Linked DNA regions of Homo sapiens: region 2 is linked to region 1. A link is a loop called in an ENCODE intact Hi-C map of the cell type or tissue named here. Cell type or tissue: heart right ventricle. All regions are shown on one strand. Links, peaks and the distances in the headings refer to the core of each region. The heading gives the core; the rest is flanking DNA. Region 1 overlaps C1QTNF1 (C1q and TNF related 1). Region 2 overlaps CANT1 (calcium activated nucleotidase 1).

Region 1 (9,837 bases), core at 602-8,601:
CCCCATCCCTGGCTACAAAAGCTCCTGAAAGTCCTAACATAGGCAGTTATTTCGTTGGGCTGAGTCATCAGCCATTACTAAGTCCTTTTGCTAAAACACTGATATTTGTATTGCAACTGAGTTTTCTAGACCCTTTAGTGAGATGGCTAGCCAATTTCTCACCAGCTTGGGACAGGAAACCGGGAGAGGATCCCGTCAAGATCAACTGCTTGGGGAGGCATCAGGTGGAGCAGATCACTTGGTACCAAGCGTGCAGCTCTTCTGAGAAGGCTGACCTCTGTCAGACGGCAGTCGAAACCCTGGGAAAGTCCTCAGGAAGGCAAGGACCATATCTTATCTGTCCTTATGCCTCCAGTGCCTAGCACACGATCTGCCACAAAGCAGGAGCAAGGGAAATATTTGGAGGAAGAATGGGTGGAGCATAAATGCCAGCCTGAAAATATTGGGGGTGGGGAAACCCCAAAGATAGAGGGATGTTAAAAGGAGCATGGAGCGGACTGGAGCAGACCCTGCCTCTTTTCCCATGGGAATTTGGCCAGCAGAGAAACAGGTATTATATGGTCCACGTGACTCCGTCTCCAGAGAGGGTTGTCATTGGGCACCTGTATGAAGCTGGCTGGTTCCCTCCAGGCACCTCTGGGAAGGGCACTTAGCCCTTGCTCCCCACTGCCTGGGAAGCACATCCTCTGCTGAGTGGCCTGAACTCCGCGGAGGTAGGAGCCTGCTCCTTCTCCCGTACAGAGCAGGATTGCAGGGTCCCCTTGATCCAGTCTGGCTCTAGCACAAGGCCAAGCATGAACACATGGCCTCACCCCAGGAGCGGGCAGAGGAAGGAGATCAGCTGTTTGCAGCCTGCTGGCACCAGAGAGAGCAAGGTAGCTTCTGTGCTCCCCGCTGGCAGCTGGATGCAGTGCCTGGCTGTTAACCCAGTTGGCAAGCGATGGAGAGAAGAAGGAACATCTGCTCTGCACCACTGGAGAACAGAGGGGGCTGCTGATGGGTGTATTCAAGCTGCAAGCCATGGTAGAGGTTGAACTGTATCCCCCAAAAAAAGATATGTCCAAGTCCTCACCTCTGCTATCTGTGAATGTCACCTTATTTGGAAATAGTCTTTGCAGACGTAATTAAGTTAGGATCTAGAGAGAAGACCATCCTGGATTTACAGTGGGCCCTAAATATTTACCTGATTCTCTAAATCCAGCAACAGGTGTTATAGTAAGGGAAGGGAGAGGAAGATTTGAGACACACGGAGGGGAAGGCCACATGAAGACGGAAGCAGAACCTGAGGAGATGCAGCCGCAAGCCAAGGAGTGCCTGGGGCTACCAATAGCTGGAAGGGGCAGGAAGGACCCTCCGCTAGAGGCTTATGCCACCCACGCCCCAACCCCAGTTTCCACGGCAGCCCTAGGAAAGGAATAGTGTCCAGGCTGCAGAGCCATGGCCAAGCTGCTACCTCCACAGTTTCTCTCCCTCCCGGGGGACAGTGCGGTCCTGCTCAGGAGATCAAGCCCCTGCCTCCCACCCACCTCTCACAAGTCCCCAGACCCACCCAGGCCCCAGGCGCCCGACTCAGGCACACGTTCAGCTGCAGCTGAGACACGCTGTCGCTGCCCCACCCATGGGAGGCTGCACCCCCTGGAGGAGCGAGGCAACTCAGGGTCCAGCATGCACCTGCTGGGTACCAATGTCCCCAGGTATGAAGCTGAGGGCCTCCCAGGCAGGAGTGGGCCTTGGGTGGAGAGGAGAAGACGAAAAGGATTCAGTTTAATGAGCAAACTGACGAGGCAGGATGCTGAAAACACAATTCTGAGTTTAATGTTTTCTGGAAAGAGCTGGGGGAGCTTAAGCAGCGAGTGTGGCGCTCTGCTTCCGGGCACGCCCACAGCAACTCGGCTTCAGAGTCTGACCCGCAGAAGTTCTTTAAAGAGAGGGACTTAGGGACCCCAGATCCCGGCAGCCAGGCCCAGAGAGGGAAGCAGGATTAGTCAAAACCAGGTGGGGGATGGGGGGAAGGAAGAGAGGCAGCGGGGGTTTGGGGGCCCAGCGGGTAGCAAGAGTGACCCTGGGCATCAACATGGGGTGAGGTGGAGAGGGGCTATGGGGTTCCTGGAGATCAGAGTCTGGGGTGGCCATGGGCAGGGCGAGAGCACCGTGGAGACACCGCAACCCTGCTCCAGCTGGTCCTGCAATTGCCACAGGGGCTATTGCCTCTCCTGCCACCCAGCTCCTGAGAGTGAATCCTGACACGGGTGATTGGGACGTGTACTTCCTCTTGACTCTGGTCTCAGGACTGAGGCTCACAGGAGCCTGAGAAACAGACAAGCGGGAGCTTTCTAGCCCCTTCCAGCTCTCCCCTGCTCTGAAGCCTAGAAAAAGCCCCTCTCAGGCTACTGGTCAGAGGCCTGGATGAGGGCAGTGGGGGCAGAAGGGGTCTGGATCAGCCTTGCTGCCAACCAACACAACACACGTGGAAGCGGTGATGCTTAGCCCACGAGGAGATGGGAGACTGCAGTGCTGCTTGAGGTGTTTTATAAAAAACAGAAGCCAAGGCCCCGGGGCCTTCTGGGGCTGATTTGTGTGGGAGGCGGCACAGAAAGCCGATGCCAGGGTGGCAGGCATGGAGACCACCCCCCAGGGCTCTGGGGTGGCACAGGGGTGGAGCAGAGCCACACATGGATGTACCAGGAGCTCTGCCCCTCATAGAAACATCTGCAGGCCTGGGGGACCCAGGGGTCCCTGGCCACTGTCAGGAGCCCTTCGGCTGCTTCTACCAACCTGGAGCCAAGGCAGGGGGCTCAGCTGTCCCTCTGGGAGGCTGACGCCTGGGGCCCCAGCCCCCATCACCTCGCAGCTGTGACTCAGAAAGACCAGCAGAGCCCTTGGGCAAGGCCACAGGGATGTCAGGGTCCACCTATCCCTCAAGAAAGTTCCTACGTGGCTTAAAAGAATTAAGCCAGAGGTAGTTTCCTGCCCCCGGCCCCTCCCCTGACCCCAGAGCTTTAACTTTGGATCTTCTCTTAAGCAGAGTCTCAACTGAAAAGGCCTCTCTCTTGGGAGCCAGCAGGCTGGCTGGAAAGACAAAAATAACAACCCTTTTCTTTGTCCTCCACGGTTTACTTTGCTCCTTTTGAGACCTTTAGAATTTGCCTAATTATTTCCAAGGACTGGAGCCGCGGTGCCGCACCCTGGGACGCCCTGCCGCCACCCGCGTCTCGCCGTGCGGGGTCACTTGAGGATGTGTGCAGAGAGGGCCGCGGAAGGTCCCAGAGGGTTCTCGCGGGTGCCCCGCCCTGGTGATTTCATCTGCCGTCAGCTCTCTCCAGAGGCTGCGGGATCTGGGAGCACCGATCGCTTTGGCTTTCTGTGTGTGCAGGGCGTCTCACTGAATGCCAAAGCCAGGGAGTCGGAGTCCAGGGATCGGGGAAGAGGCGGTGGGGTCAGCACAGCGCAGGGGTGGAAGGTGGCGAGAGGAAAGGAGGTGGCCGGCCAGCTAGGGCTCGGTGGCGTGCTTGACCAGGTAGCCACTGAAGGTGATGTAGGTGTCCAGCTCCTCGCTGAAGATGGCGTTCTCACGTTCGCCCTTGTAGAGGCGTACCCACACCTGGTCCTGCTCTCGCAGCTCCAGCATCAGGCTCTGGCTTTGCATGATGCTGCGGTCGCCCACCTGCGCGAACAAGATCACCACCTCCTCCTCGTTCTTCATGATGTGCAGGTAGGTCTCCTTCTGGTTCCAGGTGTGCACGTTGAGGCTGAAGAAGTAGAGGCCGGGCACGTAGCAGTAGAACTTGCCGGTGAACATGTTGAAGTGGTCGTAGAGGTTCACGAACTCCGTGTCGAAGATCACCGTCTGGTAGTAGTGGTTGCTGTGCATGGGCTTCTTCCGGCCCACCGAAAAGGCGGCGTAGTGGCTCTTGCACCGCTCCCCAGGGGCCCCCATGGAGCCCTTCTGCCCTTTGGGTCCAGTGTGGCCCCTGGCCCCTGCTGAGCCTGTTTTGCCATATTTCCCTTGGAGGCCTCGATCTCCGCGGTCACCCTTCTCCCCTAAAAGGGATGGGAAAACGCGTGCTGTTAATGGAGCAATCCGGTAGTGTCCTGAGCCTTGGCTGCTCACTCTCCGGTCCCTGGCGCTGTCCTGATTCGTCCTCACAGCCCTGACCTGGCAGAAGCTTCACTCCTGCCCCCAGCCCCCTGCCACGGGCGGCGTCCCAGCCTGGCACAGAGGTATTGTGATTCCCAAAATGGCCAAGCAAACAGACTCAACCTCAAGGATGGTTCTATTTTCGCCCAGAAGCAATAATTTTTTTTTCCTTCTGGAAAGCCCTGGTAAAAAAAAAAAAAAAGAAAAGAAAAAAAAGAAAATGGAACATACGGGTTCGTCCAAAAGCAATGGGCTCTGCGGCCAGACCGACGGCTCGCTCTGAGCAAATGAACTCCAGATGTCGGGGCCAGCTGGGGATCTAGGCTGCAAGTGTTTCCAGTTCGATTTCACGGGGCTGTGCAGGGTTATCTGCCGTGTGCAGGACCGGAGCGAGCAGGTGGCATTTCAGAAAGCAGGCTGGGGGACCAAGCCCCAAAGCAAAGGGCCTAGAAGCCTGGCGTCCACATACAACTGGAGGGACGAGACCCCGAGTAGCCTCTGGGCTCCCTCTCCTGCTCTTGGTCCTGTGGGCCCCTTTCCAACCCCTCCTCTTGGAGAGGGGCCAGAGCCTCAAAATCAGAATTTCCTGTGCCTTCCCCTCTAGATGACAGCCTGCCTGCCTCTGCTCCCTGTCCCGAGGGAGCCATTCTGCTCTCGCCTAGCCCCACCCTAACGACTCCATCCCTTCCTCCGGATCAGCACAGAGCAGCCCGGCCACCCCGTGCTTGTCTTTGCAGCCATCTGACCTTTCAAGATAGTGATGTTGATCTGGGGCACGGCGGTCGCCGGGTACATGGAGGTACCGGGGTCACAGCAGCGCAAGCACCGGGAAGCAGGGAGCCCCTGGTCCTGACTGGGCCTGTATTTTTCATGTTGTTCTTCAGCCCTGAGGGAATAAAGAATCACAGTGAAAGTCAGCCACTCTCAGGCCTGGAAACGCTGCTCTCTCCTGCTGCCAGTGGTTCTGGCATGCCTGACCTGCCTTCTCACTCTCTCACCTGGACCCACAAGGCTCTGTGTTCACGCTGGTGGGCTCACGGCCCACTCTGGGATCCTCACTACCGAACGAGCCCCCTGCCCTCTGTTAAAGGCAATGACAGTCCTGGAAACACACGCAGCGATCAATTGAGTGCCACGCAAGATGGGGGCTGCTCGGGAGAAATCCACACTTCTAAGAGAGGGTCTTTGGGTGACACAAGACAATGCCGGGACTCCCTATCGTATATCCGTGATGCTAGAAAATAACATATGAAGCTGACTCGTCTGCAAATAAGAAGGTTCAACTGGATCTTTAGGATTCCCCTCAGCTGTAGCCGCTGGAGAGACTCTTATGTTTCCAACCTGATTGGAAGGACAAGCCCGCAGGCAGGATGGACGGCGGCGGCTCCTGGCTGCCACCTCGCGGCCCCTCATGGCATCACATGTGCTCTGGCTTGTGGCTCTTCTTGCCCAGGCTGTAGAGCTGCGCAGACCCACGGGGGCAGCAAAGTCCCCCTGGATGGGCCAGCTCCTCATCTAATGCTGCTCCCACTTCTGCACCCCAGACTATCCAGGAAACGGATCTCTGTGCCCTAAGTTCAGCTACCCATAAGCCCAGGACTCCCAGATGGACATCTCACCCCTACCTCTCTCCTAAGCCCCAGACCTTGACTTCAAACTTCTCACCAGAAGTCTCCATCTGGAGATGCAACAGGCCCCACAGATGTCATGTATGCAAAACCGAAACCCCTGTCCCCATCCCTTCGCCCCTGGAATCTTCTCTTTCTGAGCTCTGTTCCTGGCATCAACAGCGGGTGCCCAGGGTGGAGCCTTCGGCATCACCCCCGACTCCCTCCGCCAACCCCCTGGCACAACTTTCAGCAGAGTCCTGGGCTCCCAGCCAAAAGGCACCTCCAGAACTGAGCCCAGGGCCCTCATCATCTCTGATGCACCCCTGCCATTTCGACTCTCACTTGGAATCTGCCCCTCCCCGCACCAGCTCATCCTCTCTGCTGCCTCCCTCTGGCATTCTTCCGAGAACACCGTCCAATTCAAGCTTTCCCATGATTCCTCTTGTTCTTTGTAGGATTGAGTTCAGGTGAGACCCTCCCCAACTAGACCCAGCTGCCTCCAGGCTCAACTGCCCTACTGTCCTCCAGCCTCCAGCCTCCAGCACTGGGTCTCACCATCCCAAACCACCCACCAGCCCAACAAACACCACCAGCCATGCCTTTGCACACCCCATTCTGGCTACCAGGTAGCTTTCCCCTCCTTCTGCACCTGGGAGGCCCGCAGGTGTCCTTCAAGACCTAGTTCACTCCTTTCAGTCTTCCTGGGACCCGCTCCTCCCTCTCCTGGCCCTGCCTCCAGCGTCATGGGTACACCCCTACTACAAAGCCCACCACGCTGCCCTGTCTCTCATGTGTCTATCTCCCTCTCGGCCTCAGAGCTCCTGGAGGCCAGGACTGTGCCACTCATGTGTCCCCCCGTGCCTGGGGGATGGCCTGACTGATAGGAGGGGCTCAATCAAAGAAAGAGGAGGGAGAGGAAGAAAGAACGGAATGATGTGACTCAACCTCAAATCCTGTCCAATCCCATCGTACACTGAAGTTAGTCTGAAGCCTCAAGTATCAAGTCAGCCCAACGCTCAAAATAATGAAGAGACTCCAAGCCAGGCTTGAGCTGTCGCCGGGTCTCCAGGACCTCACTCTGGGTACATGGCAGTTGGATGAAGCACTCGGCTTCCCTAGGAAATGTCCCAGGTCGGCTGGAGTCTCTCTGTCATTGCAGGTCGTAGACACGAAGGCCATCCAGAGTCCTTCACAACCTTTCAAGGGAAGCCGACACTTGGCCCACCCAGTCTCCGCTGTCCTCTCCTGTCCTGCAGTGTGATAAGACGCGTGGGCCATGGACACCAGCTCTTGGTCCAGCATCTCTCCTAAGGCCATGCTCCACTTCTCCCTGCCTCCAAGTGGTGCCTAGGTCCCCAGCAGATATTCTCAGCGGACAAAGTGAGAATGGAAAGACAAACTGGAGGGCAGGTTGGGAGCTTGGTCTGCTCTTAAGGAGGCAGCTGCAAAGCCACTTGCAGACCCCACTCCTTTAGGCTCGTGGTGAGGCTGGATCACTGTCCGCAGTTTCAGGTGAGGTGCCCAAGCCACTGAAAGGAGGAATCGCTCGTCTGTCCTGCAGGACCAGCCTCCAGCAGGGCCACGGCTCAGCTTCAGCTTTCTTGCCTTCACATCTCACAGTGAACTAGCTCCCCCAGGGGCCCCAAGGCCCAGGCTCAGCCTGGCCAGAGCCAGAGCTCCTGCTATTACACCCTCGTGGCCCCTCACCTCTCGGCATGGTCCGGAGGCGACGGCAGCTCCTCAGTCCCCTCCCACTCCTGCTGTTCCCCCTGGACATGGGGCACACGACTCAGGACCAGGCCAGAGGCAAAGGCAAGGAGCAGGCAGTACGCCAGCAAGAGTCCCTGTCCACGGGAGCCCATCTTCCTGCCGGGCCCTGGTGGGAAAGAAACACACAGGGAAGGCACCGAGTTAGGAAGGAGCTGCACAGAGAAACAGCCTGAAAATTGGGGAGAGAAACAGCCTGGAAATCGGAGGTGCTTCCCCAGCCTCACGCCACTGGGAAATGCTGCAGTTACACAGCTTCTGGGAGGACAATCACTCTCACACACCCATGCATGCATACACGCACTCACGACGCACTCACGTGCACACACGCACATGCACACACATTCACATACATGCAACCCCCACACATGCACACACTCAACACACATGCAATCCACACATGCACACACAGTCACATACACTCACATGCAACCCACACATTCACATGCACCCAACACACATGCAATCCACACACATGTAATCCACACACATGTACACACAATACACATGCACAGTCTCAACAATGAAACCTACACACATGCATACATATACCCACATCACATGCACACTCATGCAATCCACGCACCCATATGCACACTCTTAACACACATGGAATCCACACGCTCACATGCACACAGTCAACACACATACACTCACACTCACATGCACATACATGCACATACACAGTCCACACACATGCACTCACACATGCAATCCACATGCTCACATGCACTCAACACACATGCACAACTCACATGCACACATACCCAAATCACATGCACACTCTCAACACACATGCACACACATGCATACATATACCCATATCACATGCACACAGATTCACACACACATGCAATCCACACACATGCACACTTTTACATGCACTCACACACATATACCATCACATGCACTCACATGCAATCCAACATGCACACACATTCACATACATGCAATCCATGCACACATGCACACACATACACACATGCAACCCACACACACATGCAACCCACACATGCACACACATTCATATACATGCAATCCACACACATGCACATTCGCATACATGCAATCCACACATGCACACTTTCAACACACGTGCACACATTAACATGCACACATATACCCACATCACATGCACACTCACGTGCACGCCCGCATACTCTCAACACATTCACATGCATGCACATCCACTCATGCACACATGCGCTCACATGTACACACACCTTCACATGTGCGCACACACTCTGCCCCCAGAGCCTCAGCCAGTCAGGCTGGTGTTGAGGGGTTGCTGAGCAAGGTGCTGTCTCTGCCCACCCAGCCTCTCGGGAAGGAGAGTCCATCAGCCGCTGGCCCCACAGACAATTGTATACCACCCCTCTTAGGACAGTAAGAAAAATCCCAAGCAAGCTTTGAATGATCATCATCCCTTAACTCAAAGCAAAGCTGGCTCAATGACCAGGTCCTTCACCGGTGGGTAGGTGGGTAGGAAGGTGGCTGCAAGCTGCTTTCTGGCCACCAGGCGGCGCATCAGCAGGTGTCCTTGGCATCTACTTTAGGGATGTGCCAAGCCCAGCCCCACAGAGCAGTCATCCTTCCAGGAAGCCAACCCCACGTCTCACTCCCAGAGCTTTTGGCAAAAGCTTGGGGCAGGACCCCCTCCATCCAGTATTGGGACAGTCCTTCTAGAAAGGGGTGCTCACGGAGGTGGGGAGTCCAGGGAGCCCGCGAGGGGCGGCACTTGGGCCCACATTAGGCGAACGCCCACCTGCCACCCTGTGAGCGGCTTGCTCCCCTCGCCCAGGAATCTGGCATCAGGAGTCGCAGGCCCAGCCGTTTCAGGTGGGCCGAAAACCTCCCCACCGAGGGGCACAGCGACTGTGGTCAACTCTAACCCCTCTTTGTTCACCAAAATGTAAAACTCGAAATGTCGCAGGCCCCGTGGGAACACCTCATTCAACACACAGCCGCCCAGTGAGAAGGTGGGTGAGAAGCGTCCCTCACTCCTGGCTGCCAGGCCGGCGTGGACTCCAGCTCTTTCTTGAGAGGCAAACAGTGAAAGCAAGGGCTCATCTCCAAAGGCCCTGGGCCAGACTCTTTCTCCTCTAACTCCTCTTATGTCTAAGGAAAGTTAAAATCCTGACAGATTTCTTTCTCTGCCCATATTACACACCAAGATGACCGCGACGTCTTACTCATCTTGGGAAGCCGGGAATTTCTTCCACACACACCGTCGCTCGGGGGCTTTGGAGCCTCTGCGGGGGATGTCTGTAGCGGGCTTTTTTTTTTTTTTTTTGAGATGGAGTCTTGCTCTGTCACCCAGGC
Region 2 (9,837 bases), core at 1,201-9,200, 53 kb after region 1:
TGGAACCTCTGCCCAGGGCCAGTGTTCTCGATCGAAGCACCGGGAGCTGTCTCCCCACGCCCCACTGTGGCACTTGGCGGCTGTCCAGAGACAGGCAGCTCTCACCAAGGCGGCGCAGACGTGGGCCTGGTGCCCCATGGCTGCACTGAGCCATCATGCTGTATGCCCGGGAAGTGGGCTTGGCGACAGCAGTGAAGGGCTGCAGTTCCTGGCCGCCACCAGCACCCTGACCCTGGGGCTCTGCCACAGAGCCACGCCTGGGGTGGAGGGTGAGCTGGGAGAGGCCTGCGGCCGAGCCAGGCCCCGCAGTGAGCCGAGCAGTTCTTTGGCGCCAAGGCACAGACACGCTGGCCTCCAGGCAGTCAGGGCAGCGCAGACTCTGGTCCCTGCAGTCATTTGCATTAATAGAAAGGCGCCAGGGGACAGACACTGCCAAAAACAACAACAGATACGAAAAAGAAGGAGTGTTTTTATTTGGTTTGGATGTGTTTGGTATTCCAATGCTGCAGGAGCCTAACCCAGAGGAAGTGGAGACTCCTTTACTGCACATCTGTCTGCTCCAGGCCAGGCACTGTTCTAGGAGCCAGGATACAGAGGTGGAGACAGAAACAAACAAACCGATAACTGTATACAATACTCTAACGTCAGGTGGGGACAAGGGCCAAGGACCCAGGGACGGAGGGTGATGTCTGCAGCAGGGCAGTCAGGGAGGGCTTCCTGGATGAGGTGGCATTTGAGTAAAATACAGACCTGTACCCTGTCTATGATCCTATCCCACTTCACCCCGTCAGCCTTCCCCTCCCACCTGACTCTCCTGCGCTTCTCTCTTTAGAGGGACCACAGAGCACCAGCCTGCATGGAACTTCCTTCCTCACTCAGCTTCCCACGTTGCCAGCTGGGACAGGGGAGATGGAGTAATTTTGCTGTGGAAAGACTTCACGTCTTGCCGAATGAAAGTAAGCAAAGATACTGCTAGAGTCGGGAATCTAGAGTCGGGAATTCATTAAGCCAAGGGAGTAAGAATGGCCACAGAGTAGTGAAATACTGTTTCTTCTGGAAAAGTCAGCCTCCAGCGCCTGCAGCTTCCGGAACTAAGATGTGACTGGGCTTGCGGAGGCGCTGACTCCTCTCCTCCCTCCCTGGCTGTGCAGGTCCCGCCTGTCTGTCACGCTGATGCCCGTGCAGCTGTCTGAGCACCCGGAATGGAATGAGTCTATGCACTCCCTCCGGATCAGTGTGGGGGGCCTTCCTGTGCTGGCGTCCATGACCAAGGCCGCGGACCCCCGCTTCCGCCCCCGCTGGAAGGTGATCCTGACGTTCTTTGTGGGTGCTGCCATCCTCTGGCTGCTCTGCTCCCACCGCCCGGCCCCCGGCAGGCCCCCCACCCACAATGCACACAACTGGAGGCTCGGCCAGGCGCCCGCCAACTGGTACAATGACACCTACCCCCTGTCTCCCCCACAAAGGACACCGGCTGGGATTCGGTATCGAATCGCAGTTATCGCAGACCTGGACACAGAGTCAAGGGCCCAAGAGGAAAACACCTGGTTCAGTTACCTGAAAAAGGGCTACCTGACCCTGTCAGACAGTGGGGACAAGGTGGCCGTGGAATGGGACAAAGACCATGGGGTCCTGGAGTCCCACCTGGCGGAGAAGGGGAGAGGCATGGAGCTATCCGACCTGATTGTTTTCAATGGGAAACTCTACTCCGTGGATGACCGGACGGGGGTCGTCTACCAGATCGAAGGCAGCAAAGCCGTGCCCTGGGTGATTCTGTCCGACGGCGACGGCACCGTGGAGAAAGGTAACTGGACCCTGAGGTTTTATGGAGGTGTGGGTGGGGAGTGGGAGCTCAGGGCCTGGCTGGCAAACACAGGCACATGGTAAAGAATTCACACACCTAGAAGCCAGGGATGTGGTGAGGGAGCACGTCTCCCTCTTGCTCTGACCTGCGGCCCCCTTACCCTTAGCCAGGAGCATAGCCTACTGTCACTTCACACTGAGCAGTTTCTAGGAGGAAGAGCTTATCGCTAGAGGCCTGTGGGAGACGTGGGGAATCTCTCCAAGATGTTTTCGGCTGTATCCGCTGCTGCTCTCGGAGCCTCTGGGAACACGCCCTTTTTACACCTTCAAAGGTTCTCAAGACCACGCTAGGATGTGCCTACCAGGAGCCTTGCCCTGAAAGCCATGGGGACAGATGGTTCTCACTCAAAACCCAGACTTTGGTTTCATGTTACTGAAGGGTAAACTGCTGCCCAGCCCTCCTCTCCCTGAACCCCAGCAGGGGGAGGGCATGTGTGAGCTGTGCCAACCCCCCTGGAGTGGAGCCTGATGCCAGCCTTTTTGTTCACCAGAAAGGAGGTGCTGCTTCCACAGGGCAGGGACAGGCTTTGGGGAGGCACGGTGGCCAGTGTCTTCCTCCAGAGAGGAGCTGGGGAGGTGCCAAGGACGCTGGCAGAGGAGCTGCCAGCTCCTCTGAGCTCCGTTTGTCTGAGCTGGCGGTGGATCCCCACCTTCTAGAAAGCTAAATGCCACCGCAGGCTTTCTGAGGTCAAGGAGGAACTGCACTAAACAACGGCCCACACAGTTCATGGCCGGCCAGGCCCTCCCCACACCCGGTGATAAAATCTTCAGTGTTTGCCCAGGGCTGGGCAGGGGACGGACCTCACCTGAGGTATCAACTGAGGCGTTGGTCGCCTACTTCCTGCCTCGCACTTGTCAGGGTTTTAGGCAACCCTAGTGTAGTTCTGTCCTTCCCTTGGATAGGGAGGAAAGCGGGGTACAGGGAGCTCTGGGGTTGGGCTGTACTCAGGTCATCCGGGAGGGATGGAAGACCCTGGCATGGAGAATGTCTCATCGCACAAGCAGACCAGGAGACCGCAGGTCCCTCCAGGGCCCTGCAGAGAAGCTACTACAGTCTCGGGCAGTTCAGAGGGCACAGCTCCAGCTCTCAGGGGCAAGAAGCTGGCAAAATTTGGGGAAAGCAAACAGAAGTTAGAACACCAGGGTGTAGGGATGATAAGAATACACGGTAGAACACAGGCTCCCACACAGCCTGAACTGTGGCAGCCTTCAAAGTTAGGCTTATTTTAAATAAATCAGTTTAAAAAAAGCAAAAACAGCTTCTGAACAAATCCATTGAAAGGAAGACTGGGAGCCCCAGCACCAAGCCCCTCTCCGGCCACTGGAGTTAGAGTGATGCTCGGTGAGACCTCAGGTGTGGCCGAGGGCAGCACCCGCACTCCCCTGGGACACACGTGCCCCTTCAGAGTGCTGTCACTTTTCAGCTTTTCTAGCCTTTAAGGATAATCCTAAGGTTGGGGTTACAGCTTGAGGAGCGGGGAGTTGGGGATCAGAGGAGACTTGAGAGTGGTCACTGAACCTTCAGGAGCTGAGGGGAGGGCAGCCGGCCGGCCCTGGGCGGGAGCCAGGTGCGGGCCGGAGGGGAGGCAGGTGTGGAGCCGGGCGGGAGTCAGGTGCGGGGTCTAAGGACAGGTGCGGGGCCGGGTGGGAGCCAGGTGCAGGGGTGCGGCGGGAGCTGGGTGCGGGGCCTAAGGACACTCTGCTTGGCCAGGCTTCAAGGCCGAATGGCTGGCAGTGAAGGACGAGCGTCTGTACGTGGGCGGCCTGGGCAAGGAGTGGACGACCACTACGGGTGATGTGGTGAACGAGAACCCGGAGTGGGTGAAGGTGGTGGGCTACAAGGGCAGCGTGGACCACGAGAACTGGGTGTCCAACTACAACGCCCTGCGGGCTGCTGCCGGCATCCAGCCGCCAGGTAAGAGACGCCTGCCCCAGCCCACAGTGTGGCTTCCACAGCCCAGTCGCTGGGAACCTGCTTCCTCCTGCATTTGCCTCCAAAACCGTTTTTTATTTTAGACATAGTCTTGCTCTGTCACCCCGGTTAGAGTGCAGTGGCACGATCTCAGCTCACTGCAACCTCCACCTCCTGGGTTCAAACGATTTTTCTGCCTCAGCCTCCCCAGTAGCTGGGACTACAGGTGTGCACCACCACGCCCAGCTAATTGTATTTTTAGTGGAGACAGGGTTTCACCATGTTGCCCAGGATGGTCTCGAACTCCTGACTTCGGGTGATCTGGTGATCCACCTGCCTCGGCCTCCCAAAGTGCTGGCATTACGGGCGCGAGCCACCACACCCAGCCTCCAAGGCCGTTTCTTGCTTGATTTTAGTGATTTTGGTTGCCTCTGATGGTGGCTTCCCTCAGGCCAGTGGATTCTGGCGGCAAATGAGCTGTTTTCTCTTTCCTGCCCCACTCGCCCTGGCAGCTGGCCTCCTAGCATCCCAGCCTGTGGCCCGGTTGTCTGCACTGGTGGGTCAGGCCCTGTCCCTACCCCTGGCGCTGGGCCGTGGTGTTCCACACCAACATAGGGCCAGCAGCACTTTGGCCTCCCCCTAGTCAGGATGGAGTAGGCCTTAGGTGCCTGAGGTTCAGGAGGAAGTGACTGAGTCTGTGCCTGGGGCCCCAGACGCTGTCTCCTCTTCCTTGCAGCCTCAAGGCAGCCTCCCCGCCGATGCCTCCCCACATCCAATGGGGGTTTGTTCCCTTTCCTTGGGTTCCTCTGGATCAGCCCCGAGGAGGCTCCGATGAGCCCAAATCCCTGATGCAGCTCACAGGCAGCTCTCGGTGGAACGGGAGGAGGCTTCAAGGGAGCGGGTGCTGCAGGTTCCCTGCATGGGATAACCGAGAACACAGAACCTTCCAGAATCCTGGAGAGCAGGGAGGGGCGGGTTGCTGTGAGCTGGTGGGCCCTGGTGGTCGCAGCCCCTTGCCTGCTACTGCGCACGGCCTGATGGTGTGGGGCTGGGCACACCAGGCCGCATGCGTGTCTGACCCGCGGTCACCCGGTTCCCAGGCTACCTCATCCATGAGTCTGCCTGCTGGAGTGACACGCTGCAGCGCTGGTTCTTCCTGCCGCGCCGCGCCAGCCAGGAGCGCTACAGCGAGAAGGACGACGAGCGCAAGGGCGCCAACCTGCTGCTGAGCGCCTCCCCTGACTTCGGCGACATCGCTGTGAGCCACGTCGGGGCGGTGGTCCCCACTCACGGCTTCTCGTCCTTCAAGTTCATCCCCAACACCGACGACCAGATCATTGTGGCCCTCAAATCCGAGGAGGACAGCGGCAGAGTCGCCTCCTACATCATGGCCTTCACGCTGGACGGGCGCTTCCTGTTGCCGGAGACCAAGATCGGAAGCGTGAAATACGAAGGCATCGAGTTCATTTAACTCAAAACGGAAACACTGAGCAAGGCCATCAGGACTCAGCTTTTATAAAAACAAGAGGAGTGCACTTTTGTTTTGTTTTGTTCTTTTTGGAACTGTGCCTGGGTTGGAGGTCTGGACAGGGAGCCCAGTCCCGGGCCCCATAGTGGTGCGGGCACTGGACCCCCGGGCCCCACGGAGGCCGCGGTCTGAACTGCTTTCCATGCTGCCATCTGGTGGTGATTTCGGTCACTTCAGGCATTGACTCAAGGCCTGCCTAACTGGCTGGGTCGTTTCTTCCATCCGACCTCGTTTCTTTTCTTTCCTATGTTCTTTTGTTCAGTGAATATCCCTAGAGCTCCTACCATATGTCAGGCCCTATGCCTCACCCTGAGAACGCAGTGAGCATGAGGTGGACCTGTTTGCTGGGAACCCCAGGTCACCCCCTTTTCTTCCTACTCTGTGCCTGGAGCATCATGTCCACCCCTGCAGATCCTTGGAAAAGAAAATGTTTATGTTGCAGGGTATTGCATGGTCACGAGTGAGGGCAGGCCCCTGGGGACACATCTGCCCACAGCTGCACAGGCCAGGGCGCAGGCACATCTGTTGGTTCTCAGGCCTCAGATAAAACCATCTCCGCATCATATGGCCAGTGACCGCTTTCTCCCTTCAAGAAAATTCTGTGGCTGTGCAGTACTTTGAAGTTTTAATTATTAACCTGCTTTAATTAAAGCAGTTTCCTTTCTTATAAAGTGGAATCACCAAATCTTATCACACAGAGCACAGTCCTGTAGTTACCCAGCCCGCTCCAGCAGTGCGGGAGATTGTAAGGAAGCGGTGGCGGCTGGTGAAGCAAGTCTCACATGTCGGCGTTCTTGGCCAATGGATACAAAGATAAAGAAAATGTTGCCTTTTTCTAGGAACTGTCAGAAATCCTCATGCCTTTCAAGACTTCTGTGAATGACTTGAATTTTTTATTCCCTGCCTAGGGTCTGTGAACGAGGCCTGTCTCTTCCCTGGGGTTTCTTTCCATGGCCTTTATTTCTCCTCTTCCAGTGGGAGTTTTGCAGGCTCTTCTCTGTGGAAACTTCACGAGCGTTGGCTGGGCCTCGGCTTCGCTGGAGTGTACTCCAGGGTGAAGGCAGAGTGGGATTTGAGACCCAGGTTAGGCACGACCCAGGCTGAGAAGGGACGTTTCCATCATTCACAGTGCCCTCCCCACAGCACTACCTCACCCCGACCCCCACCCTCACTCCTACCCCACCCCGCGATCGTCAGGGGTGCCACGGTGGGCCGGAGGGTGCCGGCTCTGGCTGTCCCTGTGCCGGTCCCTCACAAACCTCTCCCCCTTTGAAACTCAAGCACAGCTGCGAGGAGGGCAGCGAGGAGGGACCCCTCTCTCATGGTTGTCTCTTTCCCCCGCTATGTCATAGGTAGTGGAGGAAGCGAAGGAAGTGAACGCTGAATGTGACGCATTTCTGAAGAGCTCAGCTGTCACCGGGCATAGCCTGGAAGCCCCAAGTCTGTTCTGACTTTGCCTGGCTGTCTCCTTGACCCGCCTCCTAGATCATTGTCCTTGATGTCCAGGCTGGGTCATTTAAAATAGAGATGCAATCAGGAAGGTTGGGGGACTTGGGACTGTGGCTGAATTGAGACCTTGCTGATGTATTCATGTCAGCACCTGAGTCACAGCCCAGGTGCCCGGAAGCAGCCTCTTCGCATAGGCAGTGATTTGCGATTACTTTAAAGCTCACCTTTTTTCTTCCCCTCTCTGTTCGCTGCTGTCAGCATAATGATTGTGTTCCTTCCCTATGGGATCCATCTGTTTTGTAAACAATAAAGCGTCTGAGGGAGTGTAGTTTTCTGTCTCCCGGTCTGTGCTGACTGTTTGCAGAGGCCTGGCCACGAGAGCGCCTGCGCAGGATGCTGGGCATGCGCACGGGAGTCGCCCGCCAGGGCATCCCATCTGGAAACTGCGTCCTCCAGTCCGCCTTGTCCCACTATCTCAAGGCGCTCCAAGAGCACGAGCGCTGTGGTCAGAAAGGTGGGGTCTGAAGCCACTGCAAGCCCGATCCTGGCTCTGTCCCCATCCAGCTGCATGTCCTTAGGCAAATGACCTAACTTTCCTGTGCTTCAGTGTCCTCGTCTGCAAAAGGATGCTCATCGCAGAGCTCATCCCGGGGCTGCAGTGAACGGTAAGTGACTGGGTACGCGCAAGGGGCTTAGAACATCACCTGACGTGTGCTGGGCACCCACGTGCCCGTTTTGTTGCTGCTCATCCCTGGGGAGCCATCTGGATGACTTGGTAAGGAGGCGCTCAGGTGAGAGGTCAGGGCTGAGCTGGTGTCTTTAGTGTGTCAGTGAGTCCACAGGAACAGACGAGGTCGCTCCAAGTGACGCATGGAAGAATCCCCATCACTGAAACCACAGGCGCCAGGGAGGCAGGCACTGGCCAAGAAAGACCTCAACTAGAGACAGGACAGGGGCGGCCAGAGAGGGACAGAAAACCGGGAGAGCGGAATCAGAAAGGGCAATTGCACCCACATCGACCCCTTACCCTTCAGACCCACTCTCCTTCCCCGCCTCCTCCGGGTCCCAGACCCAGTGAACCTCCTCAGTGCCCTCTGGGATGGCCCCTGGGGAGTCCCTGACTCTCTCTGGCACTCGCCTCTCAAGGCAGCCCCCTGGTGCCACTCCCAGTGTCTGGGCTGAGTCCCCTCCCCTGGTCTCTTCTGGCCTGGGAGTGTGACATGGGAGTGACAGCTCCACTGTTAGCAGCTCCAGATGCTACAGCGGCCCCTCGTGCCGCCCGCACGCCCTGCTGTCTCATCCGTGGTAAATGGTCCCTTCACTGAAGCCTCCTTAGATGATCTTCATTCGGGTGTCGTCTTTTCCTGCTGGGAGCCTGACCAAGACAGCGCTGCAGGGAGGCGGCCTCTGCAGAAGGACCAGCGCGGCAGCGGGGTCCCCAGAGAGACTCCATGACTGAGCAGCAAGGAGAACTGGGCGTTCTCGGCGAGGATCCACAGAACAACAGTTCCAGAAAAAGCCAGGGCGCATCGGGCCGCGGCGGGTTGGGATAAGGAACCGCATGTAAGCTCTTGACCATCTGTTTAAGAAGCTGTGACATGCGGGACTCGTGGGGCAGTGACTGCCGGCTCCACACTCATGGGTCCGGCACACAGCTCATCTGCAAATGGAAGACTCTCCAGTCACCTCAACTGGACAAAAAAACGAGATTCAGTTTCTTTCATTCCACGTGTTAATCCTGTATTCCAGTATACTTTTTTTCTTTTCTTTTTTTTATTTTGGGGGGATGGAGTCTTGCTCTGTCTCCCAGGCTGAAGTGCAGGGACACGATCTTGGCTCACTGTAACCTCCATCTCCCAGGTTCAAGCAATTCTTCTGCCTCAGCCTCCCAAGTAGCTGGGATTACAGGCGTGCGCCACCACGCCCGGCTAATTTTTGTGTTTTTAGTAGAGATGGGGTTTCTCCATATTGGCCAGGCTGGTCTCAAACTCCTGATCTCAAGTGATCCATCCGCCTTGACCTCCCAAAGCGTTGGGATTACAGGCGTGAGCCACTGCACCCAGCCATGGTACACTATTTTATTTTATTTTATTATTTTATTTTATTTTATTTATTTTATTTTATTTTATTTATTTTATTTTATTTATTTTATTTTATTTTATTTTAAGACGGAGTCTCGCTCTTTCGCCCAGGCCAGACTGCAGTGGCACTATCTCGGCTCACTGCAAGCTCCGCCTCCCGGGTTCACGCCATTCTCCTGCCTCAGCCTCACGAGTAGCTGGGACTACAGGCTCCCGCCACCGTGCCCGGCAAATTTTTTGTATTTTTAGTAGAGACGGGGTTTCACCATGTTAGCCAGTTTGGTCTCGATCTCCTGACCTTGTGATCTGCCCGCCTCGGCCTCCCAAAGTGCTGGGATTACAGGTGTGAGCCACCGCGCCCGGCCCACGGTACACTTTAAATTGATAAATCTCAAGGTAAGTTATCCCTTCATGCTGTTAAAAGAGTTAAAGCAAAAATAAAATACCGTCACACTGTGAAAACCCCTGGCCCAGATGGCTTCACTTTTGAATTGTACCAAACATGTAAGGGAGAAATAATACGAAAGCAACACAAAATCTTCCATGATTCTGGGAGTTGGGAAACTTTTCCAACTCATTTTATGAGGGCACCACTATACTGATACCAAAACCAGAAAAATACATTACAAAAAAAAAAAATACAGACCAGTATCCCTCATGAACATAGATGTAAAAATCCTGGCCAGGAGCAGTGGCTCACGCCTGTAATCCCAGCACTTTGGGAGGCCGAGGCGGGTAGATCACGAGGTCAGGAGATTGAGAGCATCCTGGCTAACACAGTGAAACCCCATCTCTACTAAAAAATACAAAAAAGTTAGCCGGGCACAGTGGCGGGCACCTGTAGTCCCAGCTACTCGGGAGGCTGAGGCAGGAGAATGGCATGAACCCAGGAGGCAGAGCTTACAGTGAGTCGAGATCGCGCCACTGCACTCCAGCCTGGGTGACAGAGCGAGACTCCGTCTCAAAAAAAAAAAATAAATAAAAATAAAAAATAAAAAAAGAAT

What was found. A loop is a pair of places that touch in the nucleus more often than their neighbours do. Peaks named below come from ENCODE experiments on the same cell type or tissue, not always from the same donor. Only the 100,000 strongest peaks of a DNase experiment are listed, where the experiment ranks them.
Region 2: a loop joins it to region 1, with 2.1 times the contacts of the local background. A loop is called at or near these places in 26 of 110 quality-filtered maps.

What each region holds. Positions count from the first base shown.
Region 1 is chr17:79,041,742-79,051,578 of GRCh38, reverse strand. It overlaps C1QTNF1 (C1q and TNF related 1), which reads right to left. Exons shown (of 4, transcript NM_030968.5): 2 at 7,456-7,624; 3 at 4,885-5,024; 4 at 1,791-4,041. The coding sequence starts at 7,610. The coding sequence ends at 3,491. Among named protein-coding and RNA genes, the nearest start is that of C1QTNF1-AS1, 19 kb to the right of the region's middle. RefSeq lists enhancers at 3,726-4,925, 7,114-7,614. In heart right ventricle, for the core only: a CTCF peak has its summit at 5,544 (motif pointing left); DNase peaks (open chromatin) are centred at 4,448, 4,782 and 5,538; H3K4me3 peaks cover 680 bases; H3K27ac peaks cover 3,222 bases.
Region 2 is chr17:78,988,959-78,998,795 of GRCh38, reverse strand. CANT1 (calcium activated nucleotidase 1) reads left to right here. Exons shown (of 5, transcript NM_001159773.2): 2 at 833-956; 3 at 1,152-1,804; 4 at 3,575-3,778; 5 at 4,876-7,080. The coding sequence starts at 1,174. The coding sequence ends at 5,246. Among named protein-coding and RNA genes, the nearest start is that of LGALS3BP, 14 kb to the right of the region's middle. In heart right ventricle, for the core only: CTCF peaks have their summits at 5,256 and 5,457 (motif pointing left); a DNase peak (open chromatin) is centred at 5,461; H3K27ac peaks cover 669 bases.